Regions from separate parts of the Mus musculus genome. Here regions 2 and 3 are each linked to region 1. Evidence: chromatin loops called from intact Hi-C (ENCODE). Cell type or tissue: gastrocnemius. All regions are shown on one strand.

What was found. A loop is a pair of places that touch in the nucleus more often than their neighbours do. Peaks named below come from ENCODE experiments on the same cell type or tissue, not always from the same donor. Only the 100,000 strongest peaks of a DNase experiment are listed, where the experiment ranks them.
Region 2: it touches region 1 in a loop (2.4-fold over the local background); 4 of 42 quality-filtered maps call a loop at or near these places.
Region 3: a loop joins it to region 1, with 2.6 times the contacts of the local background. A loop is called at or near these places in 21 of 42 quality-filtered maps.

What each region holds. Positions count from the first base shown.
Region 1 is chr11:87,007,147-87,015,146 of GRCm38, forward strand. No RefSeq gene overlaps it. Among named protein-coding and RNA genes, the nearest start is that of Ypel2, 17 kb to the left of the region's middle. In gastrocnemius, a CTCF peak has its summit at 3,564; a DNase peak (open chromatin) is centred at 3,583; H3K27ac peaks cover 38 bases.
Region 2 is chr11:86,679,947-86,687,946 of GRCm38, forward strand. It overlaps Vmp1 (vacuole membrane protein 1), which reads right to left and starts at 3,890. Exons shown (of 12, transcript NM_029478.6): 1 at 3,794-3,890. It overlaps Ptrh2 (peptidyl-tRNA hydrolase 2), which reads left to right and starts at 4,128. Exons shown (of 2, transcript NM_001098810.3): 1 at 4,128-4,177. In gastrocnemius, no CTCF peak of the experiment used is centred here; a DNase peak (open chromatin) is centred at 3,920; H3K4me3 peaks cover 3,545 bases; H3K27ac peaks cover 4,745 bases.
Region 3 is chr11:86,566,849-86,574,848 of GRCm38, forward strand. It overlaps Tubd1 (tubulin, delta 1), which reads left to right. Exons shown (of 9, transcript NM_019756.3): 9 at 189-512. The coding sequence ends at 297. Among named protein-coding and RNA genes, the nearest start is that of Mir21a, 13 kb to the right of the region's middle. In gastrocnemius, a CTCF peak has its summit at 1,743 (motif pointing right); DNase peaks (open chromatin) are centred at 4,491 and 4,918; H3K27ac peaks cover 5,075 bases.

The DNA.
Region 1 (8,000 bases):
CCTGATTGTATAGTCCTGGCTATCCTGGAACTCATTAGGTAGTACAGTCTGGCCTCAAACTCGACAGAACTCTGCCTACTGAGTGCCAGCATTAAAGGTGTGTACCACCATGGCAGGCTAACTTTAAATTCTGGTCCTCCTGCTTCCACCTTCCAACTGCTGGAATTACAGAGGTATCCTACCCTCCCCCTCCAAGCTATGGTTGTGGGTTTGGGTTTTTTGTTGTTGTTTTTTTTTTTTTTTTGAGGGGGGTTGTCTTGTTTTGTTTTTCTTTTTGGAACAGTGTTAATTCATTAACCCGCATGTCGACTGTTGATGATTCAGCCAGCTAGACACCGAGGCCCGGCTGCCCAAACAAAGGCTCATTATTCTATACACCAGCTAAGGGAAATTGATACGCTGAGCTGAGTTTACAAAGGCTGAGTGGTTTCTGGGATGCTGGCACGCTACCAGAGTATAGAGTGCTTAATAAATCTGAGGCCAACTACCCAGACTTTAGGCGACATCATCTAGGCAACTCCTTTTTCAAACAACACCAAAATGGAATCTATTTCTATTACCCAAAGACAATTCCATCTGATGCCTAGCAACTTAACTAGCCAGACGTTTAGTCTCAAATGATGGCAATATTCCAATTCCAGCAATTTCTTGGGGGTAAAGAACACCCTACACTGGCCAGGGATAGCACCATATGCCTTTAATTCTAACATTCTGAAGGCACATTCGGGTTAATCCCTGTGAGTTCAAGGTCAGCCTGTCTATATGGAATTGGACTGACTTTTTAATTTATTTATTGAGATAGGGCCTCACAGTTTACCTTGAAGTCCAGGTTGGTCTTGAACTCACAGAGTTCTGCCTGTCTCTTCCTCTACATTAAAGGTGTGTGGCAGCAGGTCTGGAATACTGTTAGTTCTTTGAGGCAGAGTCTCATTCTATAGGCCTTGCTGGCCTGGAAATCACAGAGGTCTTCCTGCTTCTGCCTTCTTTCCAGGCCTTGCCATCAAACCTGGCCCAGCTGACTTCAGATACATTAGGGTTAGAGTTCAGACTTGCTTATAGAGCAGAATCCTCTGGACATGTCTGAAACAGACCAAGGCAATTCTGATTTAATTGGTCTCAGGTGGAGCCCAGGCAGAAGTGGCTTTAAAAGTTTCCCAAGTGACAGGGCACCAAGATGGCTCAGTAGGGGAGGGTGCTTGCTGCTGAGCCTAAAATCCTAAGTTTGGTCCCCAGGACCCACATGGCAGAAGGAAAGAACCCATTCCCACAGTTGTCCTCTGTCCTCTACATTCATGCCATCTGCATGTACTAAATAAAATAAAATAAATAGCTATGTTGATTATAAGTACAGCCAATGGTGAGACTATGGATCTGGGGTCTTCTATCCATTTTACTCCTCTGCCTGTCCCTCATATTGAGAGCTGAACCTAGGGTCTTGCTAGGCAAGTAGTGTGCCACAGAGTACAATTCCTTCTCTGAGACAAAGTCTTCCTATGTAGCCCTGGCTGGCATGTAACTCACTATATAGACTAAGCTGGCCTCGAACTTACAAAGTGCTGGGATTAGACACATTGCCACCATATCAGATCTCTTTACCTTTTTTTTTTTTTTTCAGATTCTTTTGTAGCTTCTAGTAGATGGGATTGCAGGCCTGGTTTCTCTCTCTCTCTCTCTCTCTCTCTCTCTCTCTCTCTCTCTCTCTCCTGTGTGTGTGTGTGTGTGCATGTGTTTGTGTCCCCGTGTGTGTCCCCGTGTCTATGTGTCTGTCTGTCTCTTTCTGTATGTCTGTCTATCTGTCTCACCTCAACCTTGGTCTGTGCTAGAGATTGAACCTAGAGCCTCCTGTATGCTGTGTATGCTAACCTACCTGTGCTCCAGCCTGAAGATCTTGAGTTGTGTGTGCACACATTCATTCATGTGTGTGTGTGCGTATGTGTGTGTGTGCGCGCGTGCGTGGAGAGGCCAGAGGTGATGTCTTCCTCTCCTTTTTTTAGTTTTTCAAGACAGGGTTTCTCCTGGCTGTCCTGGAACTCACTCTGTAAACCAGGCTGGCCTCGAACTCAGAAATCCGCCTGCCTCTGCCTCCCAAGTGCTGGGATTAAAGGCGTGCGCCACCACTGCCCAATTTCTCCACTTTATTTTAAGACAGGGTCTCTCACTGAACCCAGAGCTCACTGATTCAACTAGACCTGCTGGCCGATGATCCAGCGATTCGCTTCTCCCTGCCCACATTGCTGAAGCTATAGACTCATTGCTCAGCTTTTACCCTGTGCTAGGGATGGAAGCTCAAGCCCTCCTGCTTGGGCCATGGTCTGGTTGTCGTTTTGATACAGGGTCTCACATTGTAGCTCAACAGTATGAGGGCCTCAAGATTGAGGTGGTCTCCTACCTTGGCTTTCCAAATACTGGGATTATAGACGTAAGCCACTATGCCCAGCTTAACTCAAGACCCTCTCTTCAGAAGAGGAATCTAGAGTCGGCACCGTGCTCTTCTCTGCTCTCTGCTGAGCCCTCTCTTACCTGCCTCCAAGTACTCCGCTGAGCAAGTCACAGAAAGACTGGCAAGAAGCCACAAAAGCAGAGCTATATTCCGCAGTGAAGCCTGTTATGGGGTGCAGGACACATCACCCTCAGAAATAACCCAGTAAGTAAGCTGGATGAGGGTCGTCAGCCGAAACTCATTTCTCGAAAGGAAATTAACGTCTGTCTCCAGCCTAATGAGGACCTGCGCTTCTGGCTTTTGTTGTTTTGTTTTGAAAACCGGGTCTCACTGTGTAGCCCTGGCTAGTTTGGAACTCAGGATGTAGACCAGGCTGACCTCAAATTCCCAGAAACCTACTCGCCTCTGCTGGGATTAAAGGCACAAGCCACCCCACCCCACCCTCCAGTTTCCTGGTTTTATTAACATTTGTTACAGTGAAGGCACCAATCAGTACATTTTTAAATCCAATAATTCCCATTTCCTGAGATTTTACGTAATGTTGTTTTTCTCTTCTTACTGGCATCTCAGCCAAAATATCAGGTTATAGTTTGTCAACTTTCTCTACTGTAGTTACACACACACACACACACACACAAATAAATCAATGTAACTTCTGTTTTTGTTTTTTTGTTTTTTGTTTTTTTTTTTTGAGACAAGGTTTCTCTGTGTAACCCTGGCTCTCCTGGAACTCACTCTGTAGCCCTGGCTGGCCTGGAAATCACATATCCACCTGCCTCTGCCTCCTGAGTGCTGGGATTAAAGATGTGTGCCACCAGGCCCAACCAGGTTTAGCTTTTGTTGTTGTTGTTTGTTTTTTTGAGGCAGGGTTTTTCTGTGTAGTCCTGGCTGTCCTGGAACTCACTTTGTAGACCAGGCTGGCCTTGAACTCAGAAATCCGCTTGCCTCTGCCTCCCAAGTGCTGGGATTAAAGGCGTGCACCACCACGCCCGGCAGCATTTTTTAAAAATAAAAACAGGTGTGTTCAGATTACCAAAAGAGAACAATTCGGTAGTTCCCACAACCCAATGCAAGACTGACTCAAATCATAATTAGGTCTAGGGAGACCTCCTGTGGTTAAACTTGGGTATAGCTTCCCAGTGTCCGCTTTCCAGGCCTGGTCATTCCTAATGAATCCAAGAGTTCTCTCTTCACCCCAACCAGCCTCAGGCAAAATCTAAGAACATTCTGGGAGCATCACTACCAGTAGAGGCCAGATACACGCTGAGCTTCCTATAACGTTCGGGATCACCCTGAAATTTAAAAATTTGAGGCCAAGAGCTGTGAATACAACTATAATGGAGAGAGCCAAAGATCCTCATTTTTGGGGGGGGGGGTGCTGGAGAGATGGTTCAGTGGTTAATACTACTGAATGCTCTTCCAGAGGTCCTGAGTTCAATTCCCAGCAACAACATGGTGGCTCACAACCATCTATAATGGGATCCGGTGTCCTCTTCTGGTGTGTCTGAAGACAGCTACAGTGTACTCATATATGCATAAAATAAATAAATCCTTTTAAGAAGGTTGTGGAGAGATACATTCTTTTATTTATTTAGGATTTTAAAAACACATTTTGTTTATTTTTGCTTTGCTTTGGAGACAGGGTCTCACAGGCTGTCTTAAACTTACTAGGTATTTCAGGTTAGCCTTGAACTTTTAGCAATCCTGCCTCAGCCTCCCGCAAGCTGGGATTACATTTCCCAGCTGTGTAAAACAGTTCCAGGGGATCTGAGAAGCTCACACAGATACACATGCAGGTGAAACACTAATGCACATAAAATAAAAATAAATAACTTAAAAGTTTCTTGATTAATGATCATACTCTGGCTTTAAAAAAATGTCCTTTTTTATTTTGTGTGTTGGGGTGCTGTGCACACATGCCATCATATGCCTGCCATCATATGCCATCAGTGGTCAGGGGACAGTTTGTGAGAGTCAGCTCTCTTCCACCACATGGGTTGCTGTCCTCACCCTGGACAGCAAGAAACTTTGCCTGCTGATTCATCTCGCCCTCCTCCCACCCCCACCCCACCCCCATCTGCTCTTTTTTTTAAAATTTATTTATTATATGTAAGTGCACTGCAGCTGTCTTCAGACACACCAGAAGAGGATACCGGATCCCATTACAGATGGTTGTGAGCCACCATGTGGTTGCTGGGATTTGAACTCAGGACCTTTGGAAGAGCAGTCGGGTGCTCTTACCTGCTGAGCCATCTCACCAGCCCCACTCTTTTTTTTTTTAAAGATTTATTTATTATTATATCTAAGCACACTGTAGCTGTCTTAACCTAACCCTGATGCACCAGAAGAGGTCGTCAGATCTCATTACAGATGGTTGTGAGCCACCATGTGGTTGCGAGGATTTGAACTCAGGACCTTCGGAAAAGCAGTAGGTGCTCTTAACCACTGAGCCATCTCTCCAGCCCCCACGGCTGCTCTTATATTGGACACAGGCTCACTCTGTAGCTCTGGTTGGCCCAGACCTTACTGTGTACCAGACTGATCTCAAAGAGTGCCGGGATTAAAAGTGTGGACCAAGTGGGGCGGTGGTGGCACACACCTTTAATACCAACACTCAGGAGGCAGAGGCAGGCAGATCTCTGTGAGTTCAAGGCCAGCCTGGTCTACAGAGTGAGTTCCAGGACAGCCAGGGCTACACAGTGAAACTCAGTATTAGGGGGTGGGGGTGGGGTGGAGTGGGGGATAGTTGTGCACCCCCAAATCTGGACTGCTTTTCCTTTTTTAATTAAAAATTTCTCATAGGATATATTTTGATCATGTTTTCCCCTCCCCACCCAATTTTAAGTTTTATATTCTCTCTCAAAACAAAAAGAAAAACAACAAAACAAAACAAAACAAAAAAACTATACACAATAACAGAATGCCAGAACCAGAAATCAAGAAACAAAAACTCCCTACAAAAACAAAATTTAAAACAAACTGGCAAAAGACTAATAACACAAAAAAAGGCCTAAACAAAGCAAAACTAAGGAAAAAGTTCATAAAACACCATTGAGTTTGTTCTGTTGAGCAGCTACTTTTTGGCATGGGGTCTCCTGGACTGTGGTTGATGTACTCAGTGACACTCCACTGGCGAAAGCAGATTCCAAAACTGGTTTTCCACAGACCACAACCTCAGCTCTTTCTATTTATTGTCTATTTACTTACTTACTTACTTACTTACTTATTTACTTACTTTATTTATTTATGTACATATCAGCTTGGGGAGCTGTTTGTTTTTCTTTTGTCTTGTTTAATGCACCCTAGGACCACCTGTCTAGGGGTAGTAGCATCCACAACGGACTGGACCCTTCTATGCTTATCATTAACAAAGAAAATGCCCCGTAGACTTGAGTCTAAGCCAACCTGACATAGGGATTTTCCTAATTGTGACTCCCTCTTTACAAATGACCCTACTTTGTGTCAAGCTGATTTAAAAAAAACAAAAACAAAACTAACCAACACACTGAGTTGTCCTTTTAAAATTGTGTGTGTGTTTTGTACTTCTGAGTGTCAAATCTAGAACTTCTTCCAAGCTAGGCAAGTATTGTATCACAGACCCCCATCCTCAGCCCTTTTTATTTATTTATTAATTATTTACCTACTTTATTTATTTGTGTATGTGTGTGCGCGCACACACACGCATATTATCTTCATCCCTACTTTTTACTTACATTTCATTTTGAGACAGGGTCTCACTATGTAGCTCTGGCTAACTTGAATATAGTTCACTGTGTATACCAGGGCTGGCCTCTGCCTCCTGAGTGTTGGGACTAAAGGCATGAACCACTGTGCCTACTATTTACATCTTTCATTGCTTTTTTTCATTTTTTAGAAAATGTACATATGTATGCCACACACATGCCTGGTGCCCTCCATGGCCATAGGAGGGTATTGGCCTCTGTAAACTGGAGTTATGGTTGTTGTAAACCACCACATGGATGCTGAGAATCAAATCCCTGTCCTCTGCAGCAGTATGTGCTCTTAACCACGGATTTGCATATTTGCCATTATTTGCATATTTTATTTAGATCAGGGTCTCATTACATTCTCTAGGCCAGCCACAAACTCACTGTGAAACACAAGTGCTCCCGATCCTGTGTGGCTGGAATTACTGACCTACTAGTCTCAGCATAAGTTAGGGGACAGGAAAGACTGAAAGAGAAACCTGATAGGCCCTGGATGGCCTGGAATCTTAGCATAATCTTCTGGCTTCTGTTTGAGATTATAGACCTGCAGCATCAGGCCCAGCAATGTTTGAATGTTTGCTTTCTATAACAGAGCCTCACTCTGTAGCTAAGGCTGCCTTCTTAATCATGGCAACAGGCAACAGTAATCAGTCTCCCAACTTCAGGGATTATTACACACAGACTAGAGCCACAACACTCTTCTCTCTCTCTCTCTCTCTCTCTCTCTCTCTCTCTCTCTCTCTCACTTCCTCCCTTTCTCTCTCTCCCTCCCTCCCTCCCTCCCTTTCTCTTTCCCTCCCTCCCTCGCTTTCTCTTGACCCTAACCCTAACTCTAACCCTAACCTCTAACCCTAACCAGAACCCTAACTACCTTCTGGGTTCACTTCCCACAGCTCAGGGAAGCCACCAAGCTCACTTGCAGGGTACAGAACCCAGAAACTCACACACTGGAGGCAAGCACTCCACCAAATGAGCTACATCTCCAGTTCTCTTTTTCTTCTTGTTTTCCTAAGAGTCTGGATAATATTCTTCTGAACGATTATACAAATATTCAGTGCCACAAGCCATGCAAACCTTGGCCACTTTTTTTTTTACTACAACCTCATAAAATGTTTTACTGTTCCCCTAATTATTAAGTAGGTTTTTATTAGCTTGTGCTGTTTTCACAGATGGAAGACAGTGCTAACTGTGCAAAGCTGCAGGCTAAGAGGACCTTGAGATCACTTTGATCAAAAGCTGTGTAGAGAGAGCTGGGAACATAGCTCAGAGGCAGCAAATGCCCAGCGTACGGAGGCCCTAGATCAGTCCCCAGCCAGGAGGAGCAATGGGGGAAACTTATACTAGGGCTTCTGGGGCCTCCACGGAAAACACCTGCAGTTGGAATTTTCGTTTAATAACCTGTTGCTTCTGAGAGCATTATCTACCTCTGAAGATTTTCTTTTTAATGTACTGGGTTCCATTCCTAAAGCCTTTTAGTTAGCATAGGTGCTGGGATTCAAACTCCTCACAAGCACACTTTCAACTGAGCCCTCTCTCCAGCCCCACCAGATAACTTTTTTTTTTCTTTATTTACATTTCAAATGCTATCTCGAAAGTTCCCTATACTCTCTCTCCCGCCCTGCTCCCCTACCCACCCACTCCCACTTCTTAGCCCTGGCGTTCCCCTGTACTGGGGCATATAAAGTTTGCAAGACCAATGGGCCTTTCTTCCCAATGATGGCCGACTAGGCCATCTTCTGCTACATATGCAGCTAGAGACATGAGCTCTAGGGGTACTGGTTAGTTCATATTGTTGTTCCACTTATAGGGTTGCAGACCCCTTCAGCTCCTTG
Region 2 (8,000 bases), 330 kb before region 1:
GACAATTCACCCCTTTCAACGCAGCACTCTGGAGGCAGGTAGATTTCTGTACCTTTCAGGCCAGCCTGCTCTATATCAGGAGTTCCGGGCCAGCTAGGAGAAGGAGAGAGCAGTCTAGGTGTTGGGGTACAGCCAGCAGTTGCGCTCACAACAGTTGACACAACAGTTCAATTCTGAGCAGTATCTCCTAACAACTTCACTCTAGAAAATCCCCCATGTCTATGTGAAAGCAGATTATTAGCTATCAGAACTACACAGTGAAGTTATGATTGCTTCACCGCTTCTGGTTTCTCAGGTTTGCTAGTCTAGAGTTCACTTCCATCCATAGCACTTAGGAGCCTCGAGCAGAGCTTGCACTGTAATACCCAGCAGAGGAGAAACTAAATGGGTTCTGTGAAGTTAGTGGAAGTAAAGGTTGAAAACACATCACTCCTTCTTCTATAATGGATTTTTACCTAGAATGGCAGTTACAGAAATGACCCTGAAGATGAAAAATTAATAAAATAGAATATCAGATTTACAGTCGTTCAAAAAGTTCTTTATCTCAAGAGGGAAAAAATGAATACAGGTTTCTCCTATATATCAGTAACACTCAATAAGAGATATGTTACAGGAACTCTGTCACTACTACTAAGTGACATTTCACAATACCTGATAGAATGTGATTGTGGACTGAGAATATTCTGGAAAATATAAGTAATTTTCTTTCCTTACTACATCCTACTGAAGACTTTTAATCTTTTCCTCTGACAGGGTCTTACTATCCAGTACATCCAGACTGGCTTTGAGCGCAATACGCTCCTATCCCAGTCTTCCAAACACCATGGCTTTCTTTTCCTGTGACTCTCACTAAGAAGTTAGTGTCTCTACAATTTACAAGACTAAAGAAGGGAGGGTAGCACAAACATACAACACACAACCCTCTTTCATACAAAGCAAACAGTATTACATAAACTAGGCTATTGCTAAAGCTTATCAGGATGCCTGAGGACAACTTCATAAGAATGGAAAGAACACTTAGGAACTCAGCCTAGGTCAGGCTCTGGCTCTGCCTACTTTAGAAGTCCTCAGGCCAGCCAATTACTGATTGTTTCTGGGTCCTAAGGTTCCCCTCTATTAAACTAGAAGGTGCTACCATGGATTCACAAGACGTAACTACAATTCAAAAATGTTGGTTTCAGTAAATAATGATTCTTACTAAATGTAAGCAAAAGTAGACAACTTCTAATGATTAGTTAATTATACTTGACTAATTTTTAATTTATGTTCATTGGTGTTCTGCCAGAACAAAAACGTCTTCTGTACTTGGGAATTTTCAACTGATAATACATTGCTGAGAAAAGTCAGACTTAAACTCTTAAATGCATAGCTATGCTCATCTTCTAGTCACTTATTAACTAAGATGACTAATTTCAGGCCACTCTTGGCTGGCTTTCTTGTGTTCAAAAGTAGGGCAAAAACTATCACTATAAATATGGGTAATAATATATTCAGGTTAATAAAAAACATGATATAAATCAGCAAGTTTTGCAATACTTCAAAGTAACATATTCTACAGTTACGTATTTCTAGCTCTCTAAACAAAAAGTGATTTCACAAATACCATCTCACTAGACACAATGACAGTCATATGAAATAAAGTGAGTCCTTTTATCAACACAATCTAGAGCAGCTCTGAATGCCGGGTAACTTGCCAATCATCACTCAGTAAGTGCTGGAGCTCAGACTTTAATCCAGGTCATCTGATTTAAAAATAAATTATCTTTCCGAGTACAGTGGCCTTTAATCTCAGTTCTCAAGAGGCAGAGGCAGGTGGATCTCTTGTGACTTTGAGGCTACTCAGAGCTATATAATAAGACCCTGACTCAAAAATAAAATGAGTTGTAATGACCTTAGAAGTCCTAAAAAGTAGTGATTTGAGCCAACATTAAGAAATTGTTGGAAGCCGGGCATGGTGGCGCATGCCTTTAATCCCAGCACTTGGGAGCAGAGACAGGCGGATTTCTAGTTTGAGGCCAGCCTGGTCTACAGAGTGAGTTCCTGGACACCAGGGGCTACACAGAGTAACCCTGTCTCAAAACAACAACAAACAAACAAACAAACAAACAAACAGAAAAAAGAAAGAAGAAAAAAATTGTTGGAAAAGTAAAAAAACAACTACAAAAAGCAAGCAAGCAAACAAACCAGGGATAACACACCAAACAGCAGATAAGAAAGGATTTAGCTGGGTTCAAGGCCAGCCTGGTCTACAGAGCAGGCTGTCTTCCAGAACAGCCAGGGCTACAGAGAAACCCTGCCTCAAAAAAACAAAACAAACAAACAAATAAACAAACCCAAAACAAAACAAAACTGACAAGTGTAAAACAGTTCAAGAACTCAAAACTAAAAACAATAGGAAACAAACAGATTTAAACTAGCTGTAGGTAAATTGGGAAACAGCACCAAACCATTTGCCAGCTTAGTTCAGATATGTGGCTATTTTCTTCTGGAATGCGTGCCTCAGGGATTTAATTGTATTGTTAAATGTATCCAAGGATAAACCCCTTAAAATGCATCTGTGTTTTAGATAACCTAGGCAAATAAGTTAAGCAGAAGAGATTCCCACTTCAGAATCACTTTGCATCTACTCCAACTGATCATGTGTCTGGTACGCCAGCATCTTTCTCCCAAAGGTCAACAAAAACATCACCTCCAATACAAAAATACAGCGTAGTAAATAAGCTTCTTCCCTAAAATCAGACCCAAGGACAACACAATTCTCAGACAATAACAGCTGGAATATAGCCGGACCCAGCACTCGGGAGGCAGAGGCAGGTGGACCTGGTCTACAGAGCAAGTTCCAGAACAGCCGGGGCTACACAGAGAAACCCCATCTCAAAAAATGAACTAAAACAGTTGGAATTAAATTCTTCATTAGGCCAAGAGAAACACTGGAAAAGGTTCTCTAAATGATCAATCTGTCTACGAAACCTCTCACAAGCGTCAAGAAAGAACTGAAAGGTAAGGAATGACATTGCCAATAGACACATACACAGCCGATCTATGCATTCCTGGATTCTTTGCTGGAGTAGAAAAGCAAAAGATGTTTACATAAAATCAACTGGAGGTCATAAGCAACCCATAGCTGCCTAACCCGCTAAGCCCATACACTGTTTGGAATCGTAAAGACCTTTAAGTCCCTATCTTGCTGCAAGTACTTCCACTGCGGGGAAATAAAAATGTTGGGGATCAAGGTTTTGGAAAAAGCGGAGAGCCCTCTTTTTTTTTTTTTTTTTTTTTTTTTTAAATGACAGTCCTAGGAAAAGCTGAGTGGGTCCACAGCAATAACTCTGAGAGGTAATGACCCCTTCCTTTGACTACTCTGCACTGTCGGTACACCCGAATACCTTCGTTTCTCGGAGATATACTTAGCATACTGCGCTAGTGGCCCGGGAGGAGAAAAACCCATTGAAAGGTCCTGAGAATCAGCAGCAGCGAAGACCCTCTTCATTTAACCCAAGGCTCTGGACAGCTCGGGAGTGAGGTTCTCTGAGAAAGCCAAAGCCGGCTTCCAGGTCTGGAACGAACTGTCGCGAGTGTCTGGGTTCAATGTCCCGGTAACCAAGCGCGGAGAGGTGTCCCACATAACCTGGCCACCGCCAGCTGACACAGCCAGTCAGCAGTGACCTGAGCCATCTCAAGTGGAAACCAGCGTGTTCTGCGTCTGCATCACCCAAGTGCGGGAGCTGCGGAAGCGGCCGAGCTGTGGGAAAGCTCGGCTTGGGCTCCGGACTCCCCGCTTTCGCTCACCTACCCGCTCAGACCCCGGCTTCTCCGGATCGCAGGATCCTGGAAGCGGCTCACAACACCGACTCTCACACCCGCCGCTGGGCTCCAGCCAACCGGAACTCGCTCGCGTCACTTCCGGTCCGGCTCCTTTAAGGAGCCCGCCTCCAAAAGAGAAACGTTCCCCCACCCCCACCCCCTCCTTTCGGCCACCGGGAGGTTCCTCGCGGGATTTCGGTTCGGCTTTCTCGGTTCGGGCTCTGTGGGTGTGACAAGAAGAAGGATGACTGCGCTTCGTAGTTTCTGATCCGGAACTAGTTTTTCAGGAAACCCGGAAGGAGTAGGTGGCGCGCGCGAAGCGTGTTCCTTGTTCTGGCTTGGAGACCTGCGAGGTGAGCGAGACGAGCTCCAGGTAAGTCTCGACTCCTTCTAGGACGGTGCAGAGGAGTGTAGTTCTTAATGGCTCTACTGAAAAGCATCTTATCATCTTACCCCACGGTCGGCCTCCCCCTAGCTACTTCATAAATTGTCTTCCGCCCCGTGGCTGCTGCCTGCCTTGCCTACTCTGCAAACCTTTGGAAGAAGCCAAGATAGAACCCAGAATTTTAGTCGCTGGCAACACCTCCTCTTAGAGGTGGCATTGATACGCTACCCTAGCGTGAAAAAAATGGAGAACAGGCCTCACACTATACATTTTAAATATCCGTCTTCGAATTGTTGAGCCCAGCTTGGAAAAGGAAAAGAATTCTAAAGATGGATTCAAAAGTATTTTTATTTATTGGTATTGCGGTGCATGCACGTTGTGCATGGTGAGCAAAGCGCTCTACTCTGAAGCTATTGTTAATCTCATGGATTCGAAGTGGAAGACCACTGACCCAAATCATGGCCAGATTAATTAAAGCAAACTTTTTATTATTATTATTCGTTTACACGGACTATTTCTCCCAAAAGGCAGTGTTCAAGAGATCAGCACTGGACATGGGGAAAATAAGGATTTTTATAGTTCAGGAGTATTGGTTTCCAAATGGGGGATTTGGCATATAAACAGTGTTAATAGCAGCGGAAAGTGAACATAAGTTGGTCATAACAACCCTCTGAAGTAAGACATGGTTGCAAGGTGGTCAGTAATAGCCTTTGGAAACAAAGGCATAGTTGCCGTTTCCAGGAAAAGGCAGATCAAGAATATTTAGCCATATGTTGCTCTGTGACACTAATCTCTACCACATTGGACAGCATAGGGACAGACAGAAGGGCCAACTATGTACGTGTGTGTAATATTATCCATATTTCCAGGCAAATAGGTAGTTTTGCTTAGGAGACTGCAAACTGTGAGAAAGGTCAGGTGAGCAGTGGGTGGAAGTTGAGTTAAATAACTCAGAGGAAGGTTTAAAGTTTTAAAAGTCAGCAGGGAGTGGTGCACAAAACTCAAGAATGAAACACAAAAAGAAAGAACTGTGGTAGCAATGACAGCCTGTCTGGTTCTTTAGCAGTTTGGATAGAATAGTATATTACCCATCCTGTAATAGACGCTATGTAGAGACGTTAACTTTCCCCAAATCTGATTTGCTTATTTTACAACCTAGAAATTGTGAGGACTCCTAATTCTACCTGGCAGGCAGCTATCAAACATTTGTTGTATTTAACTTCTCTTGGTCTTAGGTTCTCTGTTCCCCCATCTTTTGTTTTGGATTTTGAATGCTTTCTTCATTAAAATGGGCAGACAATGTTTACTTTGAAAAGATTATGAAAAGGGAGCTAGGTTTCAGGATACATAGCTAGAATCCCAGCTACTGGGAAGGCTGAGGCAAAAGGACCATGGCAAGAGCAGCCCAGGCAACCTTAGCAAGGTGCAGTGTAAACAGAGGCAGGGATGAGGCTCAGAGAGTCCTTGCCTAACATGCAGGAGGCGCAAGAGCAGTAGTTCTCAACCTGTGGGTTGTGACCCCTTCATATGGGGTCATATATCAAATATTCTGTGTATCAGATATTTATATTATGTTTCCTAGCATACAATGTAGCAAAATTATAGTTATGAGGTAAAATGAGATAATTTTCTAGTTGGGGGTCACTATAAAATGAGGAATTCTATAAGAGGTTACAGCATTAGGAAGGTTGAGAACCACTATAGAGTCTACCCCAAGCATGCAGAGAGGGAGAGAAGAGGGTCAGTGAGCTGCCTCCTCACCAGGTGAAGACAAGCCTACAACCTCAAGTTAATCCCTGGGGCCCACATAGTGAAAGAAGAGAACACATTTCCAAGGAAGTGTCCTGACCTCCACACATTCTTATCTGTATTGTATGCACCTATGCTACACACACACACATACACACACACACACACACACACACACACACACACACACACACACACGCACATAGACTCACCATAGCTTTCAAACATTCCCTTGCCAGTTCCTTTCTATCTTGGTGTCCTTTTTTATCCATCAGAGAGGCCTGTTATTCCTAGACTTGGAGTGGATCCTTCTTGGGAAATCTGTACGGTCGTACATTTAGAATATGGCTTCCCAGGCCTAAATCCATCACAGTTCTGTTAGACTTCTTTATTCACCTTAATAGCTATTCCAAACCTTTGTTATATTTTCATATCTGATGTTTCATTTTTCTTTAAGAAAATAAGAGGCATCAGTTTTTAGTTTCTGCTTCAAACACTAAAGATATATTCTGGCTAAGTGCATTTTCTTTATATACACATTTCGGTGTCTCTTTCTCTCTGATTTTCCTAGCCAATCTAATAGGAAAGTCAGGCTTTTATCTACTCATTGGGATTTATTTCAGCACTCTGGAAGGTCTATGCTTCTAACCAAGTCTAATCCAGACAACCATCATTTGTTGCTTCTTTTTTTCATTGTTACTGTCTTTAGAACTCCAGCACACCAACCATGTGGCTGGTATCCCTGAGAAAATATTTATGCTTTAAATAATCCTACATCCAGATCAGTGTCTTTGCATTATAAAATGACCTCTCATTTTGGGAGCTAATACTTACATCATATAACCCTATGAATAATCAAAGCACATATACAGACTCTAACACACTTGTAATTACTAATTCACTTGGATTTAAATAGATAGCTGAACCATCTAAAGTTTCTACTATAAACTTTGTCCTGGTTTTGAACTATATAGTTCATGTGCCTACCTGATCTATAAATGAGTTTTATGGTATTTATCTGTATAGTGACTAAGAACTGTAATTAAAGATTTGGTAGAGTATTTGTCTGACATGCATGAATGCAGGGTTTGATTCCTAGCACAAGTGCCTGGGAAGTGGAGGCAGGAAGATAAGCAGTTTGGTAAGCTTTGGCTTCCTGGGGAGTTCAAAGCTAAGCTGGCCTATGTTAGACCCACTTTCAAAAGCCACCTTAACAATAAACAATCAAACAAAGCAGAGTCAGCTGTGGTGGGACATGCCTGTAGCTCCAATGCCAGGGAGGCCCGGGGCTCAGGCAAAGGAATTATAATATGAAGTTAGCCTGGTTTACATAATGAAATCCTGTATCATAAAGAAAAAAGCCCTGGACTCAAGCTATCATTGCTTGACTCAAGTACTATAGGAATACAATCTAGTGGAGGATTAATGCTCTACCCAATACACTTGTGTGTCAATAAGTTTTAGTTGTTTCAGCAGCTTTGTGCCAGGCTTGTGATTCCAGCTACTTGAGAAAGAGAGGTAGAAAGATGACTGGTTCATAGTGAGACCTTGTTTCAAAATAAAAGGTAAAAAGAAGTCTGGGCATACAGCTTGGTGGTAGAACACTCGTTTAGCCTGGGTGAGGTCCTGGATCAACCCCCATTGCCTCTACAGAATTTACTTCTGTCATGGGAAGTTCCCTGTGCTGGGCAGAAGCCCCTCAGCTTGCTGGGATCCCATCGTGACTCAACTGTTGGCACTTTAGTTGCCTGGAAACAGACAAGGATATATTAACCCAACAACATGCCAGCAGTATGAGGCAGGAGACATACACAGAAACGAGGTCAGCTTGGGCTATAGAGTGAAACCATCTCATAAAACAAAGAACAAAGCAAAATAAAACAAAAAAAATCAGAATAGTCTAATTTAAAAGTATGAATATCTCCAAGCAGTAGTGGTGCACACCTTTGATCCCAGCACACAGGAGGCAGAGGCAGGTGGATCTCTGTGAATTTGATGTCAGCCTGGTCTGCAGAGCTAGTTCCAGGACACCGAGGGCTACAAAGACAAACCTTATCTTGAA
Region 3 (8,000 bases), 440 kb before region 1:
AAGCAGAGGCAGCTTGCTGACAGCTAACGTTTGCTAACATTTATTAATTCAGAATAAACAAGTGGTCCACATGTGACAAGGACCCTAAGTGGCTATGTGAGCTTTGAGTGCTCCTCCGAAGTCTGTTTATTACTTTCGTTTCTCATTTGCCTGGAATACTTGGTTCACATTTTCTGCTTTCTCCCCAGAGCCTTTATCCATCAGTACACAAAATTTGGAATGGAGGAGGAAGACTTTTTGGACAGCTTTGCATTGTTGGAGCAAGTTGTTGCCAGTTATGGTAGTCTTGGACCCTAAGCCAAGAGGAAAAGCTCTTTACAGGATTTTTGGACTAAAATATTTTCAAAACTGAGCTGTGCTCAGTGGTGCTTGCCTGTGACCGAGCTCTCTGGAGTCAGGAGCAGGAGTCAGGGGCTCAGGTCGTCCTTGACTACACTGAAAGTTCCAGGCCAACCTGGACGACATGAGACACTGTCTCAGGCTAGATAAATAAATACAAATATCTGCTTTCAGGTTCAGTCTGTTAAGTAATAAAGTAGAATGCTGATTCTAGTTCAGGTGCTCTGTCCACAGACATGAAGAAACACTTCATGTCTGTGGACAGAAAAAAAAAGCAATGCTTCTATAAAGAACATGGTTTGGGGACTGGAGAGATGGCTCGGTGGTTAAGAGCACTGGCTGCTCTTCCAGAGGTCCTGAGTTCAATTCCCAGCAACCACATGGTGGCTCACAACCATCAGTAATGGGCTGTGATGCCCTCTTCTGGGGTGTGTAAAGAAAGTAACAGTGTATTCATATAAAACAAACAAATACATCAATCTTTAAAAAGAAAAAAAAAGAAAGAAAGAACACCTTCTGTTGAGATGGGGTCTCAAACTGTTGGGCTCAAGATCCTGACTCGGCCTCCAGGGAGACTCTGCACCTTGGAGTCTGGTTTAAAGGAACTCGGCAGACATCGGCTGTAAGAGTCCAAGGAGAGGAATGTTCTGTTGCACTCCAGGTTTCTAAATCTTCCCTCTTTACAATGAAAAAGATTTACTAAACATGTTCTAAACTTCCACAGTTCAAATGAAAGCAACATAGACTTTTGAGTGTGTGTGCACTTTAAAAAAAGATTTCTTTTTATTTGTGTGTGTGTGTGGTGTGTGTGTGTGTATGTGTGTATATATATATATGTGTGTGTGTGTGTGTGTGTGTGTGTATGCGTGTCTGTTCATGTGTGCATGTGGACATGTATGAAGCTACCCATGGAGGCCAGAGGGAACATAGATGCTTTGGAGCTGGAGATGCAAGTGGGTTCTGACCCTCTACAAGTAGAGTAAGCAGGCCACCCCTGAGCCATCTCTCGGGCTCCAGAGTGGTTTTTTGTTTGTTTCTGTTTTTTAGACAGGGTCTCTGTAGTCCAAGATGGCCTGGAACTTGCTGTGATACTCCAGCCTCAGCATCAGCTTCCAAAGTGGTAAGCACTGTACTTGGTTTTTTGTTTTTTTCTTTGCTTTTTTGAAACAGGGTTTCTCTGTGTAGCCCTGGCTGTCCTGGAACTTACTCTGTAGACCAGGCTGGCCTCGACTCAGAAATTTGCCTGCCTCTGCCTCCCAAATGCTTGGATTAAAGGTGCGCTCCACCATGCCCGGCAAGCACTGTACTTGTTAAGCAATGAAGTGAACCACTCTACTTGGGTCTGAGAATTACAATTCTGTAAATATATTTGCCTTTGAAAATGATTGCTCTGAACCACAAGAGGGAGATGTTGTCAAATACTACACTGTGGCCATCGGTTCTGAAGACAGTGAGATCCTCTATGTAGCCATTTTTAAAAAGGCCAGGTGCAGCTGTGCCCTGGACTGAAGCACTCAGGTGACTGGGGCAGGAGGATCTGTTCAGTTTGGAGTTCTAGGAAAAAAGAAAAAAAGAGAGGGAGAGGGAGAGGGAGAGAGAAGGGGAAGGGAAAGGAAAGAAGAAATGCAGAAGGTGTGGCAAATGGCTGGAATCCTAGTTCTTGGGAGAGGGAGGTAAGAGGATCAGGAGCAATGGGCAGCCTTGAGCACACACCAAGCTCCAGGTCAGACAGGGTATACACACGGCAAGACCTTGTCTCAGACACCAGAGCCAGGTGCTGGAGACATGGCTCATCAGGTAAAAGCACTTGCTGCCAAGCCTGACAACTGAGACTCCTCCCTGGACCTACGTGATGGGCAAAGAGAAGCTACTCCTCTGATCACAATTGTGCCGTGGTATGTGTGTGCATGCCCCCACACACATTAGTGAAATATTTATTTTGAGACAGGGTCTCACTCTGCAGTCCTGGCTAGCCTTGAACTGTAGATCAGATTGATCTCAAACTCAAGAGATCCAACTGCCTCTGCCTCCTGAGTGTTGGGATTGAAGGTTGGGCTACCATACCCAGCTTTTTTTTTTTTTTTTTAAAGTAACAGGTAAATGTGATAATTGTGTACCTTTTGGAGGGGGTGGGGGTGGGGGTGGGGTTGATTGATTGATTGATTGAGACTCGGTTTCTCTGCAAAGCCCTGACTGTCCCGGTACTCACTTTGTAGACTAGGCTGCAAACACACAGAGATCCACCTGCCTCTGCCTCCTGTATGCTGGGATCAAAGGTGTGTGTCACCATGACTTTTTATTTTATTTTATTTTATTTTTTTTGAGACAGTGTTTCTCTGTGTAGCTTTAGCTGTCCTGGAACTTTGTCTATAGACTAGGCTGACTTCTAACTCAGAACTCAAGAGAGCTGCCTGTCTCTGCCTTTTGAGTGCTGGGATTAAAGAAGTTTATCACCACTGCCCAGCAAGACTACTAGGTTTTGAGCTGCTATAGAAGGAAGTTTACATGCTTTGTGGCAAATTTGAATTATATCTGTTTGTGTGAGTGAGTGAGTGTGTGTACATGCATGGGCATGCTTGTGCTATCTTGGAGGAGTTGACTCTGTGTCCAGAGGCCCACGGTCAGCTCATAAGACTTCATGGAGGGCACCTTTGCCAGGTTAGCCATCCTGTCAGCCCTTCAGTAAGAATCTCACAGCCAGGTGGTGGTGTCACGCAACTTTAATCCCACAGGCAGAGCAGCGGCAGAGAAGCAGAGGCAAATTGCTGTGAGTTCCAGGACAGCCTGGTCTACAGAGTGAGTTCTAGGACAGCCAGGGAAGCAAAGAAACCCTGTCTTGAAAAACAAAACAAAAAGGTGGAATTAACAAAGAAAGACACAGGAACCACAGCTGCATAAAATGTGACAGTAAGTGTGAGGGGAACAGTGTATCAAACAATATAAAATAAGAGCAAAATAGAAGCACTGGCTATTTCTACCCAGTCTACCAGTCCTGACTTATTGTTGCATGGGAAAAAAAAAAAAAAAAAAAAACCAAAGCGACAGCTCCCTGCTTTCTCTCCATATGGAAATGATTACCGTTTCGCTGTTTTTCTTATCGACTGTTGCCATGGTTTAAAATACTGGACCATATCTTATTTCGAAAGAATGTAGACAGTGGTCTGTTCAGCTGCTAGAAGGCACACCCCACTGGCTGCATTCTGTTAAATATACTTGAGAAATAATTAGATCATAATTCTCACAAGACAAACCCGTTCAGCCCTGGACACATCCAAGGCCTTAACTTCCCAGTTGATACCAAGGCTAAGGCAGACCCGTGGCTGCATGACCTCGCTGGGGGCAAGCTGACTCAGGAAAATCTTGCCAGAAGGAATGCACACGAGAGAAGTCAGAAGTTGAAATCACTTGACATTTGAGACAGGAATTCATGAGGTACAAATGGGGTGAAGGTATTTTTATTTGAAAGCCCTGTAATCAACAGCAGGTGACTATTTGAAACTCCAACGGGCACCCAGGCCACATCCTTGTGTGTGACCTTTTTCTTTTTTCCCAAGGACTCAATTAGTTGACATATGTGAATACCAAAATATCTAAAGCTTGTTTTAAACATTTACATGGAAAATAGTGTTTTAAGAATTTTTATGACTTTTTTTTTTATTAGAGTTGCAGTTTTTACACAAATTAACATTGGGGACCAGATGTGGAGACGTGTGCTTATGCCTCCTATACCTCCAGCTGTAGAGGAGGCTAGATCAGGGGAAATCAGTTGAGTCCTGGACTGAAGTCAACCCTGGCAATATATTGTGATGCCCCTGCCCTCGTCAAACCAAAGCAAACCAACACGATTCACAGGAAGCCCAAGTTAAAGCTTCAGAATTTAAGATGCGAAATGTACCTACCAGGCAGAAAACAGAAGTCCAAACCCCTGGGTAGATACAGAAAACACCTGAAATGTAATTTTGAAGCCAAGCATGGCAGCACACACCTGCCTTCAGGAGGCTTAGGCAGGTGCACCAGCCTGGACTCCGGGCGGGCGAGGATGCACCCCAGGGCAGGGAGTGTGGTGTGAGCCGACCTTTTTCTTTAAACTACAGAAGCCATCTCTTTCCTGCACTCTGCCTCCCTTCCAGCTTTGGACTCCCCTTCCCCACAGCAGTGACAGGTCCATCATTTGTAAAGCCTTTCTTTCATTCCTCCCTCCCCCCTCACTTCCTGCTCTCAGCCAGTCCAGCGACTTCTTCGAGGCATCCAGTGAGGAGTTATGGATGCTGGCTCAGTACTGCAGGGGGATGGAATGCTTGCAATGCAGGGTTTCCTTGGTTGTATGAAGCTACGATTCTGGCTTCCTAATTACCGCTTTTGATTGTTTATATACACAACTCCCCCCCCCCCCACCTTTTAATGGAAAAGAATGTAGTTCCAGAAAGAACAACAGTAGGGCTTGCTGGCCTGGCCTTTGAATGTTGCAATGTCTGCTCTGACTCGGGATGGCTTCGCAGCATGCATACCAGCGATTCCTCTTCTGGCCACCATGTTTATCACTCGCTTGAATTCTCGTCCAACGTTTTGTTTTAAAACATGCTCCATATGTCTCTCCCACTGTGCCTCCCCATGAGTCCACAGCTGGCAATCCACCCTCTCTTCTTCTGCCATCTTCTTACCAAATATGGTTTTATCAGCCGACTTGTCAATTTTTAAGACACTTAAAAGACACTGCCTTGTCCCTCATCAATCAAAAATAAATTTTTCTTGGGGGGCAGTGGTGTTTAGGAATGTGAATGAAAAAAAATTTTAAATTTTTATTTAATAATTTCCTGCTCCTGAACCCTGACATGTCTTGGAAGATGTGGGCTTAGCTTTAGAAACAGAGGACTCCTAGTCCGCAAGCAGTGGTGATTGCACAAGGAGCTAAGATAAACTATACAGATGTTTCTAGTTTCTGAGAAACTGTTAGTTCAACGTGGAAGAAAACAGGGAATTGGGAATTCAAGCTACGGAAACAAAAAAAGAGAAAGGTGATGGCCCCCACCCTCCTCCCCACTGCTGCTGCCACCACCGCCAAACATACAACTTACAGCATTTCAAAAGTAATTTGTTTGTTGTTTTGTTTGTTTTTCAGACAGGGCCTTACTAAGTAGCCCTAGCTGGCCTCAAAATCACCAACCTCCTCCTGTCTCTGCTTCCCAAGTGCTGGGATCAAAAGTGTATGCCACCGTGCCTGGTGTTTTTTTGTTTGTTTTTTTTTTTTTTTGTTTTTGGTTTTTCGAGACAGGGTTTCTCTGTGCAGTCCTGGAACTCACTCTGTAGACCAGGCTGGCCTTGAACTCAGAAATCCACCTGCCTCTGCCTCCCAAGTGCTGGGATTGCAGGCATGCGCCACCACTGCCTGGCTGCCTGGTTTTTTAATTACTGGCTTTAGCCTAATGGCAAATTCTATAACTAGGTTATAAGAATAGTTTTAAAAGAAAGAGCCTCAGGAGAGTGGGAACAGGAACATGGAGAAGTAAGAGGACACCTGGGCTTTAGTCAAGATCCTGTCTAAAACAAAACAGAGGGGGCGGGAGAGCTGGAGCAATGGCTCAGTGGTTAGAGCACAGGCTGCTCCTCCAGAGGTCCTGAATTTAATTCTCAGCAACCACACGGTGGCTCACAACCATCTGTAATGAGATCTGATGTCCTCTTCTGGTATGCAGGTATACATGCAGATAGAGCACTCATACATAAATAAATCTTAAAATAAAACAGAAACTAAGAAATTACTTTAAAATATTTTAAAGATTCAAATGATGTATCTGCTTGGCATGTATGCTGCTTTGTCATAGTTTCTCCCCTGTCAATGAAGTCATTGTAACCGATGTTTCTATGGCTTCTTGTTCTACTTGATTTTAAGTATTGAAGGGGTACAAAAAAAAATGAAAGATTCTGTACCCATGTCATCCAAAAACATGACCATCGCCCACACGCGCTTAGTGCTATGAATGTAGAGTATACATCAGACCTCCAAGACAATATGGTAATGATATTATAGCTCAGTGGTCAAGCGCTTGGCTAGTGTCTGTAAGGCCCAGGACTTGATCCCCAGTGCTACAAGGCAAAAAGACTACATGAATACAATGTAGTTCTAGCTGTCCTGGAACTCACTCTGTAGACCAGGCTGGCCTTAAATTCAGAGATCCACCTGCTTCTGCCTCCCAAGTGCTGAAATTAAAGGTGTGCACCACCACTGCCAGGCTGATATATTAATATAGTAAATAATTATAATTGTATAGATAGTAGGCTGGTAATATTAACTTTGTCTGCTTCTTAAAAATTTAAAATTAGACATATGCTTTTGAATTGGATTTTAAATGAGAGATGTGGGAAACAGTTGATCTAAAGCAAAGTCCTGGGAACTGTTACGTGTGAACAAACCTTTGTTACTAGGTGAGAAGGTATGGGGACAAGATAGAAAGAAACACGGGCTGGGCCCCAACTCTCACCACAGCACCTGGGAGGCAGAGGCAAGCCAGCCACATCTACAGAAAAGCTCCAGGATAGTCAACCCACAGAAAAACCCTGTCTCAAAACAAAAACAAAAAAACCAAAAAACCATGACATAAGACAATATATGGGACAATATATGGAATTTCCTCTTTGGAAGAAAGAGGCCATTACTTCAGCTGGACTTCTGAGATCTGTGTGAAAGAGCAGGATGTGAGCTGTACTCAACTAACGCCCACCGCACACCTGTGAGGAAAGACAGTGTGCTGAGAGGGTATTACAGAAATGATTGTAAGCCGGCCCCTGCCAGGAAGAGGTTCATCGCTTGGTACACTCTGTGCTGCCAAGCCTGTGCCTGGCCCACAAGACACTCCACACTTACTAAACAAGATGGACTTAGGTCTCTAGCATCCGAAGGCATGTACAGCTCTCAGATGACTGGGACACAGTGAAACCTGGTCCTCGGGATTGTGCAGCAAGTGCCCCAACTGCTGAGTTCTCTCCAGCCTCACAAGGAGAATTAGAAATCACTTTTGGTTGGTGGTGCATGTCAGTGATCCAGCACTTGGGAAGCGAAGGCAGGAGGATCAGAGAAGTTCAAGACCAGCCTCAGCTAAATAGCAAGTTCAGGTCCAGCCTGGGCTACATGAAGCCCTATGTTAAATAAACAACAACAAAAAAAAAAAAACAAAACTCTATGGCTGGAAATGTGGCTAAAATAGTGGAGCACGTGCCTAGCATGCTTGAAACCCTAGGATCAACAGCCAGCACTGCATAAAGTGAGCACAGTAGTATATATCTGCACTCCTAGCACTCTGGAGGGCAAGGCAGGAGAGTCAGAAGTTCAGGGTCATCTTGGCTACATAGAGAATTCCAGGCCAGGCTGGGACACGAGATCATATCTCAAAACCAAACAGACCAGTGATGTATTTCAGCAGGTAAGGTCACTGCTGCCAAGCCTCACCATCCGAGTTCAGTCCTCTCAACCTTCAGGGTAGAAGGAAAGAAATGAGCTCTGTAAATTGTCCTTTGACCTGAGTTAGTAATACAATCTAAAAACTGGAGGGCTGGAGAGATAGGTCAGCAGTTGAGAGCACTGGCCCTTCCAAAGGGTGTCCACTTTCCATTCTTAAGCATTTACATAGCAGTGCACTGCCATCTGTAACTCTAGTCCCAGGGCG